2 separate regions of the Mus musculus genome follow, and region 1 is linked to region 2. The links are chromatin loops, found by intact Hi-C in ENCODE. Cell type or tissue: heart. All regions are shown on one strand. Links, peaks and the distances in the headings refer to the core of each region. The heading gives the core; the rest is flanking DNA.

Region 1 (5,376 bases), core at 245-5,244, 590 kb after region 2:
GACCTGTGGCAGTCACCAGAAGCCAGAGAGAAACACAGGAAAAAATTCTCCCCTTAAAACCAGAGGGAATCAGCCCGTGGCCGCCTTTTAGACTCTGACTGCTAAAATGGAAGACAACAATTTTCTATTGTTTTAAGAGACTTGATTTGGGGTAATTTGTTGTAGTCCAGGAAATTAATTTACATAGAACAATCAGTAACTGTTAGCATTCTGTCTAAACTCCACCCCACAGCTACCTGGCAATAGCCATACATGCTCCTCCCCACAGTTAACCTGGCAATAGCCAGGTAGGCCTGACCCACTATAAAAGAGGCTGTTTGCCCCCTGTGCTCTCTCTGGCCTCTCTCTCTTGCCCTCTTTCTCCCTCCCTCTCCCCATTCCCTTCCTTTCTCTCTCCACACAGTTATGGCTGGCCTCTTCCTCCCTCTCTCTCTCTCTCTCTCTCTCTCTCTCTCTCTCTCTCTCTCTCCTTTCTCTGCCTCTACAACCCTCTAACTCCCCTCCCCATGCCCTGAATAAGCTCTATTCTATACTCTACCCTTGTGCGGCTGGTCTCTCAGGGGAAAGGGATGCCTTGGCATGGGCCTGCTGAGGTACCCCCTCCCCCACACCTCACCTCACCCCCATTGAACATATATTAATACTTCTTTATCTTTTAATAAACACATCAGTAACCATCTCCTAATCTGAAACATACTTTTAAATAAAAACAACCAACCTGTGTACTGTGGTTGACTACACAGATTGTTAACATTCATTCAAAAATACCAGGCTCAGCCCGGTGTGGTGGCGCACGCCTTTAATCCCAGCACTTGGGAGGCAGAGGCAGGCGGATTTCTGAGTTCGAGGCCAGCCTGGTCTGCAAAATGAGTTCCAGGACAGCCAGAGCTATACAGAAAAACCCTGTCTCGAAAAACCACAAACAAACAAACAAACAAACCCAAAACAAACAAACAAACAACCAGGCTCTAGTATGGTTGGTATAAGCCAGGTGCTATGGCCTACACCTGCAATCTTAACCATTCTGAAGGGAGGGTCCACAAGTTTGAAGACAGCCAAACTTAGCTTTAGTGCCATGCTTAGCTGGCTAAAGCACCCAGTAAAGCCATAACGCTGTGTAAAACTAACTACTATACAGTTTCAAAACTGCGTTTCAAGGTCTCTTTTTTTTAAAATGAGGCTGTCATTTTATTTACACCTATCCTCTGCTGGAAAGGTCTTGAGCTTCCTTCACTCTAAGCTAGCAGTACAGTTGTTTAGCATGGGACTACCCCCCGCCCCTCCCCACTTCTTCACGATTGACACACACTCAGAGATTGATAGCTACGGAGTTTCCTCCTAAGGATAAAGAGAGCATGGAACCTCTGTTTAAAAGGTTAAAATGTCAGCAAGCTACTCCATGCTCTTGGTCTTGGCGGCTTACCGAGCAAATCTTTTTCTTGTTCCAACAAATTGTCCTCCATTCATTCACTGGGTCCTTTTTTGAGACCACAACACACACAGATTTAGTATCAAGATGATGTTAAAATTGGCCTGTGAAATCTGGATTTCGTTTTCATGAAGCAGGAACTGTAGCTGTAAGCCCTGTTTTTCTCTGAGTGAAAGAGTTTGGGTAATTTAACCTCGTATCTTCCAAGAAGTTAGCTGAAAACGTGAGCCAACACTGTTCCGGAACCTGAAGCAAAGATGTTGACATTCAGTAAGATTAGACTAAGCCATTGCTCCATTGCTAGCAATATATCTTACATGTTCAAATTAGGTTCAGATGAGTTTAAGGGTTTAAAATGAGTCATCATCGGCTTTTCTAACCGTATTTGTGATGGTTTCGTCTGCTACTTCAAAACCAAAATTAGGAAAGGTAGAATAAAATTATGAAAAGGCTAAAACCCTCCAAGCAGAAAGACAAACCAAAATGAAATTTTCACTTGTCAACGCCGAAGCATTGTTAAAAACACACGGACAAGAACAAAAAAAAAAAAGAAGAAGAAGAAGAAGAGGAAGAAAGAAAATACATTTGACAGCTTCTAGCCCTAGCCGGCTGCATTAGCGTCTTAGAGCAGGGAACCGCAACACTGCGCAGGCTCCTGGATCAGACGAACCCTGGGAGGTCTCCCGCGCAGGCGCACGAATGGGGAAGTGGGCGGGGTCGCGCATGCTCCCCGGCTCACTTCCGGCCAGCCCCTCCCCTCCCCCCTCCCCCGCGAAACCACCGCCCCTCTCCCTTGTCGCCTGGCTCTCCCTCGTCGCCAGCCTCTCCCTCAGCTCTCTCCACCCCTCGTGGTCTCCGCCCTGCTCACCGCCAGCCCTTCCCCTCCCGCTCCATCCGGGTCGCTGACGGCTTGTCTCTCGGTCCGGAGAGTGCTGGCGGCAGCGTTTCTCGGAGGAGCCTGGGAAAGTTTCACGGGCGAGCCGGGCAGCAGAGGCAGCGGAGCTGCGGTCGGGGACGTCGGAGGAGCCGTGGTAATCGCCGCGGCCGGCTGAAGGAGGAAGGTCTTGGGAGCTGGAGAGCCGCCCAGAGGTCCAGGGAGCGTCCGTCCTCCATCGCTTAGGGCTCTCCCTGCCCTGAGAGACCCGGTGAGTCGTTGCCCCCCGTGGGTTCGGGGTAGTGTGACGGAGGCGAGCTCCGCTGGGGCCTTGGGGAAGGGCGCCAGCGTCCTCAACGTTTTCCGGGGCCGGAGTGGTGCACCGCCCTCGGGGAAAGGGTCTCCCTGGGGCCGAGGCCGTGGGGCTGAGCCCGGTGGGGTGAACCCTCTCCCCGGCTCGCCCATAGGTAGCTGCGGGAGTTTGGCTGGCCGGCCCGTGAGGCTGGGTGTGTGCAGACCATTCCTCTGCCCCGGGCCGCGGGAGCTGATCGTGAGGTGCATGGTCAGAGAAAGAGGAAACCAAACTGCCTTGCGTTCTCCTACCTGTTGCTGGCGAGAGAACGTCTTTCCCATACTGGTTCTGACTTTTTGGAGGAAAAAAAAAAGGGTACCCAAACGAAGCGCATTGAAATCGGAGCTATGTTCCTGTCTGATGCTAGCCTTGAAAACACAGAGAGAGAGATAGGGAAAGACAATGCAGAACTCTCTGGAACTTTCGAGTTTTGGTGTCCCAAACTTTTTCTGATAGGAGTGGAGTGAGACAGCTTCGGCACTTTCTAAATAAACATAAATGCAAGAAAATTATGTTTTGAAACCTCAGATTCAGCGAAAGGAATTTAGGTGATTTTGGACAGCAAGGATAAGACTGACTTCTATTAATGCTTCTTAATGCACCATGCTTTTTAAAGAAATGTAAAGGGTTTTTTTTTTTTTTTTAATGTTAATGGAGGATTCCCTCACTTGTTTGTGCACCATGCGTGCCCGTAGTGCAGGAAGCCAGTAGAGGGCGTAGGATTGATTCCCTGGGAGGAGTTACACACAGAGAGCAGCCATGTGGGTGCTGGGAATTGAATCAGGATCCTTTAAAAGAGACATCTCTCAGCCCCTTAATGTATGTCTTTCAAGCGCAGAAGTTATATAGATTTTCCTATCAAAAGTTAACCCTGCCTCCAACCTGGTCTTGTTTGGAAAAAAAACTCAGCAGTCCTGTGATTGTTTTTCATCTTTAAGTAATTTTCCTAGAGGTATGTATTATAATCACATTGATTTGGTTTTAAAATTAAATTAGTAGAGTGAGTTCTCGACCTTAGCATTTTGACTTATAAAATGGAGTCGATTGTTTGAAATTACGACTTGATAATTTCTAATTTTGTACATAGCTTATTAGTACAAATAATGAGAATAGTCTACTTTAAATTGTTATTTTTTTTCTAAAGTTCCATTATTGTTTTTATTTATGTTACAGATAAGAACTTCCATTTTCTGTTGATGTGGAGGTAGGTATCAGATTGTTCTGTGGGGGACTGGAAGATTATGTTTCTGCAGTTGGCTGGATACTTGCTTGTTTGGGCATTGGACACATGCCTTATTTACTGTTCTCATTAAATGTATGTAAACACGAAAACCTAATTTCATTAGAGTACTTATATAGCAGAGTTAAAGCCAGTTACTGTTTTAAGTTTTGCAAAGAATAGTAGAAGGTGATGTCATTTCCTAAACATTTGTATATGGCCCTTTAAAACTGAGAGAACTGACTGTCACCCCAAGCATATTATAAGTATTAAACAAGTGCAGTCCTCATTTTAGCTTAACACTCGATGAGAGAGCAGCTTGCTTTGAGGTCTTACTAACTTTTGTTTTTCTCCTCAGACATAGGGTACCTCCCAGTTTCCAGTGTTTCAGAAGGGACTTTTGTATTGAAACTGGAAGACCAAGGTCATTCCAAGCATGTTGTGCTGGGGCAATGCATCCTATGGACAACTAGGTTTGGGAGGAATTGATGAAGAAATTGTACTAGAGCCCAGGAGAAGTGACTTTTTCGTGAACAAAAAGGTCCGAGATGTAGGCTGTGGACTCAGGCACACTGTGTTTGTCCTGGATGATGGGACTGTGTACACATGTGGATGTAATGATCTAGGACAGCTAGGTCATGAAAAGTCCAGAAAGAAACCAGGTACGGGACATTTCTCTATTTCTAATAATTGATCATTTATTTCACTCTTGAAATGGTGTTTTGTATGACCTCTGTAAATCCTAAACTTACAGGCTTTTTCAAGATTTAAAAGCAAAGTAAAAGTGAAACATACTCTTGACCTTCCTGTGCTGCTTAAGAAGTACATTGTGTGTGTGTGTGTGTGTGTGTGTGTGTGTGGTGTGGGGGGGGGTGTGGGTGTGGGTGGGTGGGTGGGTGGGTGTGGGTGGGTGGGTGTGTGTGTGTGGTTGTTTGTTTGTTTTTATTTATTACTACTACTAGTGGTTGAAAACAGTAACAAAAAACCCTAGACTTCAGTGTTTGTTTTCTTTTATATAGACTATAAAGTTATCAAAATCTTTAATAAGTTCAGCTACCTTGAACAGATTTTGAATTCCTAATTTGTTCTCTGTGATGATTCTGTACTCATGGGGGGATGGTAAAAGCTTTTTATTTTCATTTACTTGTGTAAATTATAATTCTTCCATTTTATTCCCCATTTTACTTTAGGTATGTAATGTTTTGTTGCTTAGTTAGAAGTACTGTTTAATCCCCTAGTTGCTGCTTCCACGTTTTCAGTGCTAGCTTTTAAAGGGTTGTGAATGCCAGGTCTGACTATGGAGAGAGATCTAAGCACAATGTAAAATAATTTATCAGGTAATAAGCATTGGAAACATTTGGTCAGATTTCATGGTGTTTTTCTGGATGTTGTATTTAAAATTGGGTAGTAACACATTTGAGGTGGAATTATTAGATATTTTGCTCTCAGTTGTGATAACCCAAAGCTCCTACAGGAAGGCAGTAAATTCAGAGGAGAAAGCT
Region 2 (5,376 bases), core at 91-5,090:
CCCTGTAACATCCTAGAGTGCTAAGTACTAACATTACTCCCTCTGGAGCTCAAGCCCAACAGCCTCCTGTTTGCTGAGCTCTGTTCATCTCCTTATCTCTTAGCTCTCAACCTTCTTTAGTGTTTCCTTCTCCTTACCCTTCCGTGGAAGCTCAAGTCTGTGTCAACACACACTTCCAGACTCTCTTGGCTACTTTCATTCCTTTTCTAAGAACACAAATTCCCTATCTCAATATATCCAAACTAGAATTATTTTCATTGAATGCCAGACTTAGCCTAATATTCTATTTCTGCTATTTGGTATTCCATTCCATTTCCAAATGTCTACTTCTTTTTCATGAAGGGCAATCAATAAGTATATTATTTCTGGAGAATTTACAATATGAAAGCTACCAATATATAAAAACATAGTGAAATGTAAGGATGCACAAAGATATAATAACTTTCCTCAAGAATCTTTGGAAACTATTTCAAGATTTTATATATATATATATATATATATATATATATATATATATATATATATATATATATATATAAGCTAACTTTACAAGGAGCACATAAAACTGCCAATCACAAGATAACAGTAGAACAAGCCTTCGAAGGCAAATGAGGTAATGTTTTTATCTCATACTATACAAGTATGGTTAGAAAGAAACATTACCTAGACCATGTCAGAAGCAGGATTTAGGTATGCAAGGTTATTCAAGACAAACTAAATTAAATATAAAACTAAAATAACGGCTTGAGGTTACATTTATAGTCTACCCTAGAAGCCTACAGTAGTAAAATTCAAAGGGGCAAAGAGCTTTGGCTTGGGAAGATGAAAAGGTTCTAGAGATCACGGTGGTCGTGACAGCACAATTCTATTATAATGACATCAAGTCACACGCTTAAAATGGTATAAAAAAAATAAACCTTGAGCCATGGTCGAATTTAAACCCCAGCACTGAAAAATGGAACTCTCAAATGTAAATTCCAAATTTAGTACGTTCTACAAAAACAGAAAAACGAGAGTTGGGAATAGAGCTCAACGCTGGGCATTTGTCGGGCATAGTGGTGGCCTCACTTCAATGCCCACTGGGAAGGTGACATAAAAGGGTGGCTAGAATTTAAAATTTACCTTCGTGGTAGGTCCTAGGGGGTGTTTCCTCATCTCTAGCACTCTACAGAGTAAATATTTTATCAAGTGTCATCTTTCCCACAGTCATTTTCATCCTCATTCAGCTTTCTTTCTCCAGGTCAAATGTCTCCAGTAAAAATTTTACCTCTGCATTTTTTCTTAACACCATAAGATCCTCTATTTTTCGGGTTCTTTCTTTCTTTCTTTCTTTCTTTCTTTCTTTCTTTCTTTCTTAATGTCTTGGACGGAGGTGGGGATAGAACCTCTACAGGCTCCTGGTGGGCAGGGACTATTCTGCATACTTAATTAGTTTTATCTCCTCGGTCCTCAGCTAAGAGTCTGGCACGATTAGCCTCAATAAAAACCACAGTGGATTGAAAATACTGACAGTAAGGGCTATTCGTAATACAACCCCCACGAACTCCATCACAGCCAACCCCTGGCAAGCCTGGCTTTGACACTGTTCCTTAAGCCTCTATTACCCAATCATGGAGGATTGTAACCCCCTAGGATAGCTTTTCCCGAGACTGCTGCAGACACGACACCGCGACCGGGAGGCAACACATAGGCAAAGCCATCATCATCTCTGTCTCAACTCTTCGAAGGCCCCGGAAAACCAAATGAAGGGACTCGCCGCCTAAGAAAGGGAACACGAGCAGATTCCACGGCGATGGGAGCTCAAGTCTGCCCATCTCTCGGGAGAGATCCGGGCGCAGAGGCCGACGTGGGGCTGAAGTACCACGGAAGCCGGGCCGTTCTCCTCCAGGTCCGGGAGTGCGGCGATGGGGAATGGTCCCTGGGACCTCGGAGGGCTGAGCTCGGCGAAGGGGAAGCTGTCCCTCGGAAACTCGCCCCCGGTCCTGACAGGTCTTTCCCCTTCCTAGACAGCTCCCCTCCCCGCCCAGGCCAGCGCAGCCCGAGGGAGGCGCGGCCCAGCCGCAGCACACCTTTTGCCGCTCCTTCCTCTGGCTCTCGGACTCTTCCAAGGGTGCCTCGAGCTCCATTATGTCTCCCCAGAGGAGTTTCCCGGGCATTACTGGCCGTCGCAACCTCCCGCCCGGCTGCGGTGGCCGCGACCACCTACGGCCACCGAGAGCGTGAAAGGAAGCGGGGGCTGGGCGGCCCCGCCGGCCAGGACCGTGCGTCACTTCCGGGCCACGCACCTCGCGGCGGGAGCAAAGCAAGCCGGAACTCTACAGGAGGAAACTCTCCCAGAGAGTCGCAGCCTCCCTCGGCCAATGAAAACCTGAGTGGCCCCGATGGGCCCGCCCACGGTCTGAAGTGACAGGCTTCTCCAGAGCACGGGCCAATCTCCAGGAAGGACGCTCGCCTCCCCTGGCGCGGCACGCAGAATTCCAAGTGTTCCCCTCCCCCCGCTCGGAACGCCTCCCTTCCCAGCATGCCCTGCAACGCTCGCGCAGCCCCCTCGCAGGCGGCGGGGAGCGAGGGGCTGACGCGCGACGCAGCGGCTCGTGGGCAAGCACGAGCTGAGGCCGGCGGGAGCGCCACGCGCCGTACAGCCATTCGCCGCCGGAAACTGCAGCCCTCCGCCCCGCCCCCGCCCCGCCCCGCCCCCCGCAGTGGGTGGAGCGTTAGCCTGTAACGGTACCTGGGCATTGACGTCGAGGCTTCCCGGGGTCAGCAGAATCTGCAGGGGTCTGAAGCCGAGGGGCCGCCTCAAGGATATTAGCTCCTTATGCAGGCGTTAAGTTATGGCTTCACTTTTAGTTCTCACGTATCCCAGAAGAAACCAAACCCACCCGAGAAGCGAATTTATTTGTCCAAACTCAGTAGCGCTTGTAAGACTTGAAAAGTGATCGGAATCCGCGATGGGCACAGCGCTCTCACAGCTGTAATTTCCCAGAGTTGCAAGGCGAATGCTCGCTCCTATGAAACAGAATAGGGAAAAATCTAAAGGATAAGAAAAGCAAGTCCAATGTGTCTGACAGATGACCTGCTTGTAATACGTACATTTAATCTTAAGGTTCAGGATTAACTGCCTCTGAGGTACAAATTTATATGAAAGATATCAGTGTCAGCGAATTGACTTCTTGGTCTTTATGTATATTCACAAAGATTGGGCTCGATCCCCTGTACCTCACAGACCAGGCAAGCCTACTACCAATTGAACAACAATCCCAGTCCTCAAACCTTGTTTATCATGTTCTCTTTATTCAGTCAATCAGCTATTACATTCCTGAGGGAAGATGACACCAAACCTAGATGTAGGTACAGGGCATTCTTGCAAACTACATAATGTCTAGTGTAGCAGTCTTGTAATCTGAGCCTCAAACACAGGCCTTAAAAAAATTACAGCTACACGTCCTGAGTTCTATGATTAGACTTAAATAACCGGGACCACAATATTTTAAATTTGTGATAGCTTCCAGAATTCTATGAAAATAAGGACTGGCTTAACATCAATGACTTTGTCTGAATGTAGTCTTATGGATTCAGTTTTATAACACCAGGTGTGTTCAAGGAATGATGGTGAAAAAGGCTTTTCCCACAAGTTGGATGAATAGTTATGGGTCTCTACATCTAAATCTTTACAAATCTAAATCTCAATAGCTTTTCTAAATTCTTTTTCCTCTTAGCTACACCCAGTTCTACAGCAATACACTATGCCCCTACAACGGAATATGCTATGCATAGGAACAGTTAATAAGGTGAAGAATGCCACACACATGGGTATAAAGGGAGCAGATGCTGTCTTGTGGCTGAAAATCACTCAAATGAAGTGCATTTTTACCTTCTTAGGATCCTATTTTTGGCATTTTTTTTCTCATACCAAACCTCACAGCAAACCTGAAAAGGACTAGATTCTATTAGTCATTCAAGTGACTGCTTCCCAAATTGTGACACCTTCGGCGCCAACAAATGTGGCCTTTCTAAGTCCTAATGGCCTGAACTAATTCTCTTATCAAGTGGGGAAGGAGATTGGAGATCTACACATGAGTAACTTGCCCAAGGAGTGAAGGACTTGGTCGATATTAGCTTAATTGATCAGGAAACATGGGAACAGGAACTATAATTTTAATTTAAAACTCAAAAGATTTATGTCTGATCGTGAGATTTGGAACCAAGGGGAATTAAAACAACATATCATTTATTTTTCTCACTGCTGGGACAAAATACCTGAGAAGAGACTTAAGCGTTTTATTTTGGGTCATTTTGGCTTATAGCTGGAGGCTAGAGTCCATCGGGGTAGGCAAGATGTGGCAATAGGCGTACAAGGCAGCTGGTCATATTTCATCTGCTAGAAAAAGAAAAATGAACAATGGTGCTCACCTACCCTCTTTTATTTAGTCTGGCGGTTGGGGTTGGTCTTCCCACTTGAATTAACCAGATAAAGGTGCTCCCTCACAGACTGCCAGAGGCTTTCTTCTCAGATGATTCTAGATCAGGTCCAGTTGGCCACCATCATGGACATTGATTCAAAATATAATCGCCAATATAATCGCCAATATAATCACCAATTCATGGGATCAAGTGAACACCCTGCTCCAGCCTCCCTAGTACCTGTAACTACAAGCACAGACCATGGTGCCTAGTTTCAAATACAACAATCAGAACATCTTTCTTTCCCAAATATTTACTTAGTTTAGAGTTTTACCATCTTAGCCCTAGCTGACCTGGAACTTGCTATGTAGAAGCCAACTGGCTTCCAACTCACAGAGCTGTGTGTCTGCCACCCTGGTGCTAGGAGAGAAGTTAAGGCAAGAGCCACAACGTCTAGTTTTATGTTTGTTTGACAGTATTTTGTTAGTAGAAGTTCTCTTTCCACAATGTGTTTCCTGAGGATCAAAGTCATGTTCAGGCTCAGTGGTAGAAGCCTTTACCAGTGTAGCTATCTTACCAACCCTATTTTCCAAATATCTTAAAAGAGTTCCTGATAATACCCTGAAAAGTTAGGTGGTGTATTCTTTTTCCTGGTATTCTCTTAAACAAAGGTTCTATGTTTAAAATCCCCCTTGCCAGCCAGGCAGTGGTGGCGCACGCCTTTAACCCCAGCACTTGGGAGGCAGAGGCAGGCAGATTTCTGAGTTCGAGGCCAGCCTGGTCTACAAGAGTGAGTTCCAGGACAGCCAGGGCTACACAGAGAAACCCTGTCTCAAACACCCCCCCCCCAAAAAAAAGAAAAAAAGATATTAAAAACAAGGTACTATTTCTAAACTTGCCTCTCTGGTTATTTCCAAAATCGTTCATTTTCTCAGCCTGTAATTAGAAAGTAGAAGGCAAAGAGCCGTCAAG

The links. A loop is a pair of places that touch in the nucleus more often than their neighbours do. Peaks named below come from ENCODE experiments on the same cell type or tissue, not always from the same donor. Only the 100,000 strongest peaks of a DNase experiment are listed, where the experiment ranks them.
Region 1: it touches region 2 in a loop (7-fold over the local background); 1 of 42 quality-filtered maps calls a loop at or near these places.

What each region holds. Positions count from the first base shown.
Region 1 is chr10:63,241,590-63,246,965 of GRCm38, forward strand. It overlaps Herc4 (hect domain and RLD 4), which reads left to right and starts at 2,208. Exons shown (of 25, transcript NM_026101.4): 1 at 2,208-2,574; 2 at 3,829-3,859; 3 at 4,233-4,536. The coding sequence starts at 4,311. It overlaps 1700120B22Rik (RIKEN cDNA 1700120B22 gene), which reads right to left and starts at 2,564. Exons shown (of 2, transcript NR_166111.1): 1 at 2,298-2,564; 2 at 642-1,675. In heart, for the core only: a CTCF peak has its summit at 3,369 (motif pointing right); a DNase peak (open chromatin) is centred at 2,222; H3K4me3 peaks cover 2,563 bases; H3K27ac peaks cover 2,426 bases.
Region 2 is chr10:62,648,956-62,654,331 of GRCm38, forward strand. It overlaps Ddx50 (DExD box helicase 50), which reads right to left and starts at 2,263. Exons shown (of 15, transcript NM_053183.3): 1 at 2,070-2,263. The coding sequence starts at 2,156. In heart, for the core only: no CTCF peak of the experiment used is centred there; a DNase peak (open chromatin) is centred at 2,386; H3K4me3 peaks cover 3,080 bases; H3K27ac peaks cover 2,151 bases.